Regions from separate parts of the Homo sapiens genome. Here all the other regions are linked to region 3. A link is a contact called in ENCODE Hi-C or POLR2A ChIA-PET data. All regions are on one chromosome and are shown on one strand. Each heading gives the region's core, a stretch centred on a gene start or an enhancer-like site at or near the end of the contact. The rest is flanking DNA. Distances are from core to core; before and after follow the strand shown. Region 1 overlaps FOXO6 (forkhead box O6). Region 2 holds the start of PPT1 (palmitoyl-protein thioesterase 1). Region 3 holds the start of CITED4 (Cbp/p300 interacting transactivator with Glu/Asp rich carboxy-terminal domain 4).

Region 1 (2,700 bases), core at 201-2,700, 520 kb before region 3:
GCTGGCCTGTTCTCCCCAGGAGCCTCTAAGTTCCTTAAGAGTAGAGACTGTGTCCGTGTGGCTCTAGGGCAGCCCCAATGCTTGGTATAAGAACTTAACAGGTGCTCACCGAATCTTCCTGGAATGAACGAGTGCAGGACCTGCGCTGAACACTTTCCATACCTTTCCTCATGCCTGACAGAAGTTCATGAGATGGATGCTACTATTCCATGGTGTAGTCCAGGAAGACAAGGCTTCAGAGGCTGAAAATTTGCCCGAGGTCACACAGCTGGCAAACTGTAGAAAATGGATTCCAACAGCAGTCTGTGCACCTCAAAGGGATCTCTTTTCACCATCTCTACCCTCCTTCCCAAGTCATTTTCTCTCTCTGACCTTGTTTTCTCATCTGTACAATGGGAACAAAAATCGTGCCCAACACAGAGCCTGGCACTAAAGGTTCTCAGTAAATATTTGTGCATCCTCTCCCAATCTCTGAGGCTTATTTAGGACGCATTTTCCTGGGCCAAAACTTCGTGCATGCACATGTTCACAGAAACAGGTGCAGAGCTCGACGAAGCACATCTTCAGCACGGGGGACTCAGTAGGCGCTTAACCAATATGTGCCGGGCAGAGGAGCATTAGTTTAGCAAAGGCTGACGAGTACCCAGACAAAAAGCCACAATAGTGACTCAGGCACATGAACCCTCCCCCTGCCCCAAGTTCCCTGTCAATTATCCTCCGCCACCACTCCCCTTCCTCTAGCCCAAGGCGCGGGAAATATTTAAAACAATTTTATTCATGAAAATATGCTGTACAATGCACTCTACACAGCCTCGACACGGCACACACGCACACGCACACTCTGACGGCACGGCCACGGTACACTGCCTACGATACGCGCCGGGGACGCCGCGCCCACCGCCCGTCCCGGCCGGACACTTATAAATATGGGAGAAGGGCCAGAACTGGCGCGGAGAAAGGGGCGTCGGGGTTGGGGGTGGACGGGGCTGAGGCCCGCTGCAGAAGCTGAGACCAGTACTAGGGGGTGGGGGCGGTTGAAGAGAGGGACTGACTCCGACGGGGGAGGGGAGAAGCGAGGGCCGGCAGGGATGGGAGGGGGAGACTGAACTGTGGGGGTGGCGGTCGTCGGAGGGCGATTTGGGGGTGGAGGGCTGCTCAGGGTGGATGGATATAGGTAGGTGTGAGTTTTCCGCAGAGGGTTGCTGGCTTCGGGTGGGTGAGACTAAGACCAGTGGGAAAGTGTGTCAAGTGGGAATCAGATCCGTGTTTGGGGTGGGCGCGGGGTCACGGCTAGGCCTCCGCAAATGAAACTGAAGATTTGTAAACGCTCCCTGGCCCATCTCCTAGTTGGCTTCCCCGACCACCGTCCACACCAGGCGGCCCACCCCGCTCCTCCCTACTCCCAGCCAGCCTGGAATTCAGCCTCCTCTCCCAGGCTTCCTGCCCAGGAGAAGGGGGTGGATCTCAGGAGTGTGGGCAGGAGCAGTGGGGTGCCCCGGCCCCTCCCTCCCCTTCCCCGGCGGCCGGCCTCCGAGAGGGGTCCCTAGCTGGGCTGGGGCCGCCTCCTGGGGAGCTAGAGTCGGGGGCAGGGACCCGGGAATCAGGATGGGAAGACAGAGGCCCCCTGGGGACGGGACGGGGCGCCCGGAGGCGGGAGGCGGCCCTCAGCCCGGCACCCAGCTCTGGTTGGGGGGCGGGGCCCCGGCCAGGCCCGGCGGCGGCGGAGGCAGGGCCGAATCGAAGTTGAAGTCCATTTCGTCGCTGTCCATGAAGTCGTTGAGGATGATGGACTCCACGTCGCACTCGAGGCTCCCGCTGAACATGTCGAGGTCCAGGTCGGCCGGGAAGCGGTCGGGCGCGGCGCCCAGCGGCCCGGCGGCGGCGGCAGCGTAGGGCCCCGGCAGAGCGTCCAGCAGGAGGCCGCCGGGCGGGCCCCCGAAGGCGGCGGCGTGGCCCGGCGGTGCCAGGCCCGCGGCGCCCGCCTCGCCGGGCAGCGTCATAAGGCTGATGGGGTGGGCTAAGGCACTGCGCGAGGGCGCGGGCGGCGCGTACGGGGCCGCCCCTTTGCCGGGGTAGGCGGCGGCTGCGCCCGCCAGCGCCAGCTCCCCCGGCGCACCCAGCACCGGGCCGGGCCTGGGCGCGGGCCCGCGGCCCGTACGCGTCCTGCGCGCCGTCCAGCAGGCCCTCGGGCAGCCCCGCGCCGCCGCCGCCGTGCAGGCCCAGCGGGCCTCCCAGCTCGGCCAGGCGGGGCAGCTCACCCGGACAGCGCGAGCCCAGCGCCGGCGACAGCGCGCTGGCGGGGCTTGGGTACATGAGCGGCGATGATGGCGCCAGGGCCTCCAGGGCCTCGTCGTCCTCCAGCTCGGCCGCCTCCCCGAGCAGGGGTCTCCCGCCGCCGCGGAAGTCGGCCCAAGCCTCGTAGTCGTCGCTGGCGTGCGAGGCGGGGCTGGCGGCCCACTTGGCTGCGGCAGGCACCGGCCCCGGGGCGGGCGCACTCGGGGAGCTGTCGTCCGGGCTTCGCTCGGGCGCCTGCAGCTGCTTCTTCTTGCTCGCCTTGCCCTTGATGCGCAGGAACTTGGCCCCGTTGTCCATGGACACGGCCCTGCGCCGCGGGGTCTTCCCTGTCTTTCCGCCCTCGGGGTTCAGCATCCACCACGAACTCTTGCCGGTGCCCTCGTTCTGCACGCGGATGAAACGGGT
Region 2 (2,714 bases), core at 93-2,592, 770 kb after region 3:
CCACCCCTGGCTAATTAAAAAAAAATTTTTTTTTTGTAGAGATGGGGTCTTGCTATGCTGCCTGGGCTGTACTCTCTTTTTATTTATTTTTTATTCTTATTTTTTGAGACAGAGTTTTGCTCTTGTTGCCCAGGCTGGAGTACAATGGTATGATCTCAGCTTACCGCAACCTCTGCCTCCCGGGTTCAAGAGATTCTCCTGCCTCAGCCTCCTGAGTAGCTGGGATTACAAGTATGCGCCACCACACCCGGCTAATTTTGTAATTTTAGTAGAGACGGGATTTCTCCATGTTGGTCAGGCTGGTCTCGAACTCGCTACCTTAGATGATCTGCCCACCTCAGCCTCCCAAAGTGCTGGGATTACAGGAGTGAGCCACCGCGCCCGGCCCTATACTCATTTTTTATAAAACTGGCCTCATATTATTCCATTGTATAGTGGATACACTCTAATTTCTTTATAAATTATTTAAACTATTTTTTGATGTTTTGTTGAAAAAAAACTTGAGCAGGGAACTGATATTATGAAGGTGGATTGAGGGATGAATGTGGCAATAGAGCATAAAATGAATTAAAGAGGAGAGAATGGAAAAGGAAATGGTTGATGAGAGACCCTTGAAATAATCCAGCTGAGATTAGGCCAGTTAGTGGCCATGGGTTTCCCCCTCACTCTTATGCATCCAACATATGCTTTCGTCCGTCTTGAAGTCCCGACATTTCTAGAAAACACAGTTGTCTTTCTCCTCTCTACCTTAGCTCATCTCAGTCCTTCTGAATTTCATCTTTGCTTGTTGAAATCCTACCTCTCCTTCAATATCCAGAACAAACCCCACACCCTGCCATGATTGGTCCTGGCTGGAAACCGTCCCTCCTTCTTTCTTCCTTCCTCTGTGCATGTTTCTTGCAAAGGCAGTACAGGGCAGTGGTGAAGAGCAACGACTTTGGAACCACCAATTTGCTATCTCTGTGACCTTGGGCACCTTACTCAGTGCCAATTCGCAGTGCCTCAGTGTCCTCACCTGTCAGGGGGAGAAGTGCATACAGCATTGTTATGAAGAGTGAATTAGTTAAAGGTTGTAAGAATAGTGCCTGATAGCATCTGATCAGCACTGAATATATGTTAGCAATTATTTTGATTCACCGCAGAGGGCGGTCTACGAGAGCGCAGAGCCCCACTCGGCCAGCGGGGTCTGGCGGGGGACCTGTCGCGCTGAAAGCTCCAGGGTAGGGCCGACGCCCATCAGGCTGGGCATCCGTTCGGGATGCGCAGGTTGCGATCTGCAACCGGCGGCGCCACGCCCAGGCGGGCGGAGCGCGGTTCCCGGAGTCTCGCGCCCGCGGTCATGTGACACAGCGAAGATGGCGTCGCCCGGCTGCCTGTGGCTCTTGGCTGTGGCTCTCCTGCCATGGACCTGCGCTTCTCGGGCGCTGCAGCATCTGGACCCGCCGGCGCCGCTGCCGTTGGTGATCTGGCATGGGATGGGTGAGTGAGTGAGAAATTTAAAAGGGTTTGGCGATTCTCTCTCTTCCTAGCCTGGGTTCGCATCTGCAAAATGCGGGTGTAGAGGGCGAGGACGTGGTCCCACAGCACGCGGCTGCCTCGACATTTTAGGATTTGAAGGATCTGCATTGGAAAGAGAGAAGGGGAAGGAGCCGTCCCCTTCACTGGAAAGAGAGAAGGGGAAGGAAAGAGAGAGCCGCGCACGGCGTTGAAGTTTTACATGCTGTCCTTGATTAATCCTTACAGTAGTGGCGTCAGGATGCAGCATCTCTCACTTGGTCAGGCTAGGTGAGCTGCGGCTGGCTATATGACTGGCGCATCTACCCTTTTATTTATTCCTTCACACATTGAACAGAGATTTGTTAGGCACCTACAGTTCATTTACAAATTGAGTAACCCTTATCTGAAATGCTTGGGACTGGGAAGCATTTCGGATTTTTTTTTTTTTAATATTTGCATATATACAAGAGATCTGGGGGGTGGGACCCAAGTGTAAACAGGAAATTTATTTATTTTTCATATACACCTTATACACATAGCTGGAAGGTAATTTTATGCAATATTTTAAATAATTTTGTGCAACCCATCACATGAGGTCAGGTGTGGAATTTTCCACTTGTGGCATCATGTCTGCGCTGAAAAACTTTCAGATTTTGGGTTTCCCATTTTCAGATTAGGATGCTCAACCTATATTCATTTAACACAGTTATTGAGCACCTACTAGGTGCTGAGGATACAGTAGGGAACTAAACAGACTAAATTCTTTGTTCTTTTGGAACCTACTCTCCAGTAGGAGAAGCAGATTATAAAGAAATTAACAAGTAAAACATAACATATCAAATGGTGATATGTGCAACAGAGAAAAATATAGTAGGGTGTAGGATAAAAACTGGAGGTGGGGGCTTGCACTTTTAATAAAGCAAAGTTGGGAAAGAATTCATTGAAAAAGTGACATCTGAGTACAAAACTGAGGTAGATGAGGACAGTTGCCATTTGGCTGTCTGGTAGAAGGAACAGTAAATGGGAAAGCCCTGATGTGGAAGTATGTCTGGTGTGTTCAAGGGACAGCATTCAGATCAGCGTGGCTGGAAATGAGTAAGCAAGGGGAAGAAGTTAGGAGTTTAGTTTGGAAGGGAGGGGCAGGTACAGAAGTTATTGGGCCTAGTAAGACTAATGCAGGGACTTTGGCTAGAGTGTCATGGGGAACTTTTTGAGCA
Region 3 (2,731 bases), core at 176-2,675:
ACAGGAAAGACTCCAGTTGCCCTAAGGACTTGGAAAACACATGGCATTCACACGCTAACTCTGGCTGCCTGTGACCTCAGGACAGCCACTTTCTCTTTGTGTGCTTCTCCTTATCACTGAAATGGGGCTGATAATCCATGCCCTGCCCCCAACAAAATACTTGTAGAATGTAAAGCACTTTAAAAGTCCAAGTTATTATTGCTGTTATCAAGAGAAGGCCCTTTGGGACAGAACTTAAATAGCCTTGGCCGGGCGCGGTGGCTCACGCCTGTAATTCCAGCACTTTGGGAGGCCGAGGCGGGCGGATCACGAGGTCAGCAGATCGAGACCATCCTGGCTAACACGGTGAAACCCCGTCTCTACTAAAAATACAAAAAAAATTAGCCGGGCGTGGTAGCGGGCGCCTGTAGTCCCAGCTACTCGGGAGACTGAGGCAGGAGAATGGCGTGAACCCGGGAGGCGGAGCTTGCAGTGAGCCAAGACAGCGCCACTGCAGTCCAGCCTGGGCGAAAGAGCGAGACTCCGTCTCAAAAAAAAAAAAAAAAAGAACTTAAATAGCCTTTCTTTCATCTAAGGGACACTTTTGAGCATCTACCACATACCAGGCACTGTGCTAGGCACTGTGCACACATGCCCTCACTTACCCCTCACAAAGGGTCAGTGCTGCTGTTCTTTACCTTTTACAGATGAAGAAACTGAGGCTCAGCTGAGAGTTGCAATTCATTCCATCATTAGTTCATTCACTCAGCTTTTACTAAAAGCCTGCTCTGGGCCAGGCTCTGGGCCAAGTGCTGAGAAGAAGAAGATGAACAAGTCCTTCAGGAGACGTGCCCATAAATTAATAACAACTAAGTACATGCTTCAACAGACAAGGTGCAGTGGGAACTAGAGGGGGAGCAACAGGCTCTCCTGGGGGTTATGGGAATGGACAGCTGACCTCCTGCGGGGACCCTGCACCGCTAAGGTGCATGCGCCCTGTGTAGCTGTGCAGTCTCACTTTGATCAAGGCTTTGCTGTGTATTTCCAGGAAGCCTCTTCCGCCACTGAGCCTCGGTCTCTACCTGGAAAGTTAAAAGGTTGCGTAGGCCTGACATCCTGCAGCTCTTGGGGGGCCTAAAACTCTGGCCCTCCCACCCCACCTTCTGGTCAGTTCAAGCTCTACCCCAGCCAAGTCCGATTCCGAAGCCCTGAGGGCCAGACCGAATCCCTCCGAAAGTGCCAAATACCCCGCCCCAGGGCGGTGCTCAGAGCCTGGGGCGTGGCCGGAGTCCCAAGGGGCGGGGTTCCAGTGGGAGGGGCGGGGCCAAGACCTAGATGCAGGCGTGCGCGGCCCGCCCAGAAGCGTCTCGCCCAGCCAATGAGCGTCCGAGGGCGGGGAAGCCCCGCCTCTGGGTATAAGAATACGCCGAGCCCAGCTACGCGACGCGGAGGTTTCGGAGCACTACAGGTTGCGGGCCTTTGTGACCCCAGGCTGCGGCCGCAAGGTGCGCAGTAGTGGGCTGGGCCGGGGCACCAGTCGGGTTTGGTTTTGCTCCGCCCGGCCGAGCTGCAGGGACCGCACGGTGCCCGGGTCTCCCGCCGCAGAGCAGCCGCTGGCCCGGGCCGGGGGAGCCGGCGCTGACCACCGCGCGCTGTCCCCGCAGGCAGCCGGCCTGCCGCCATGGCCGACCACCTGATGCTCGCCGAGGGCTACCGCCTGGTGCAGAGGCCGCCGTCCGCCGCGGCCGCCCATGGCCCTCATGCGCTCCGGACTCTGCCGCCGTACGCGGGCCCGGGCCTGGACAGTGGGCTGAGGCCGCGGGGGGCTCCGCTGGGGCCGCCGCCGCCCCGCCAACCCGGGGCCCTGGCGTACGGGGCCTTCGGGCCGCCGTCCTCCTTCCAGCCCTTTCCGGCCGTGCCTCCGCCGGCCGCGGGCATCGCGCACCTGCAGCCTGTGGCGACGCCGTACCCCGGCCGCGCGGCCGCGCCCCCCAACGCTCCGGGAGGCCCCCCGGGCCCGCAGCCGGCGCCAAGCGCCGCAGCCCCGCCGCCGCCCGCGCACGCCCTGGGCGGCATGGACGCCGAACTCATCGACGAGGAGGCGCTGACGTCGCTGGAGCTGGAGCTCGGGCTGCACCGCGTGCGCGAGCTGCCCGAGCTCTTCCTGGGCCAGAGCGAGTTCGACTGCTTCTCGGACTTGGGGTCCGCGCCGCCCGCCGGCTCCGTGAGCTGCTGAGGGCGGCCGGCGCCCGCCCGGCGTGCCGGAGAGGAGAAAGGGCCCGACTGCCCGCCGGACCCTGCACCCAGCGACTGGGCCCCGCGCGCGCCCTCCGCGAGGGTGGAGGCGGCGGCTGTGTGCGCAGGGCCCGGCACCGGACTGGGACCCTGGCGTCCCTCCAGGCCTTGCCTCCTGCGGGAGGACAGTTTGGCTTCACTTCTCTGACCCCAGCCTCGGCCGTAAAGTGAAAGAGACCGGACCAGCTTCAGCTTTCGGACTCTGGTTCTTGGATCGTGTCCTCTCCCCCTCGCCGCCCTCTTCCCCCAATCTGAGCCATTGCAGGCCTCTGCCTGCTGCCCCCTCTCTCCTCGGGATCGGGTCCCCAGAGCCACCATCTCCTGAGCCTCCCACCCCGCTGCCTGGGCCCTGTGGTTGCTGGGCCTCCCACCTCAAGGAGGGGAAGGTTGTACAGCCCGAACCCGTGGAGCAATGCCCTGTCTGGCCTCCAAAACCAAAATAAAACTGGGTCACTTT

Evidence for each region. A loop is a pair of places that touch in the nucleus more often than their neighbours do. ChIA-PET counts read pairs that join two places held with the same protein, here RNA polymerase II (POLR2A). Pooled maps may share reads with other maps.
Region 1: a pooled map shows a loop between it and region 3 (2.3-fold over the local background). The contact joins the enhancer-like site here to the promoter of CITED4 in region 3. A Hi-C loop is called at or near these places in 3 of 50 pooled maps. POLR2A ChIA-PET finds 5 or more read pairs at or near these places in 2 of 52 experiments (H1 and activated B cell).
Region 2: a map with no recorded cell type shows a loop between it and region 3 (5-fold over the local background). The contact joins the promoter of PPT1 here to the promoter of CITED4 in region 3. A Hi-C loop is called at or near these places in 1 of 37 single-sample maps with no recorded cell type and 6 of 50 pooled maps. POLR2A ChIA-PET finds 5 or more read pairs at or near these places in 1 of 52 experiments (PC-9).

Annotation. Positions count from the first base shown.
Region 1 is chr1:41,381,646-41,384,345 of GRCh38, reverse strand. FOXO6 (forkhead box O6) reads right to left here. Exons shown (of 3, transcript NM_001291281.3): 2 at 2,138-2,700; 3 at 756-2,136. The coding sequence ends at 1,665. Among named protein-coding and RNA genes, the nearest start is that of FOXO6-AS1, 7.3 kb to the right of the region's middle. RefSeq lists a silencer at 2,060-2,109. Within about 2 kb of position 1,450, at least 26 of the 41 ENCODE cell types and tissues checked have a DNase peak (open chromatin) inside an H3K27ac peak, as active enhancers do.
Region 2 is chr1:40,095,880-40,098,593 of GRCh38, reverse strand. It overlaps PPT1 (palmitoyl-protein thioesterase 1), which reads left to right and starts at 1,342. Exons shown (of 9, transcript NM_000310.4): 1 at 1,342-1,479. The coding sequence starts at 1,356. RefSeq lists an enhancer at 1,478-1,607.
Region 3 is chr1:40,861,057-40,863,787 of GRCh38, reverse strand. CITED4 (Cbp/p300 interacting transactivator with Glu/Asp rich carboxy-terminal domain 4) reads left to right here and starts at 1,425. Exons shown (of 1, transcript NM_133467.3): 1 at 1,425-2,731. The coding sequence starts at 1,661. The coding sequence ends at 2,215. LOC124904157 (a long non-coding RNA gene) reads right to left here and starts at 1,404. Exons shown (of 3, transcript XR_007066025.1): 1 at 678-1,404. RefSeq lists an enhancer at 1,039-1,098 and silencers at 1,199-1,398, 1,559-1,638.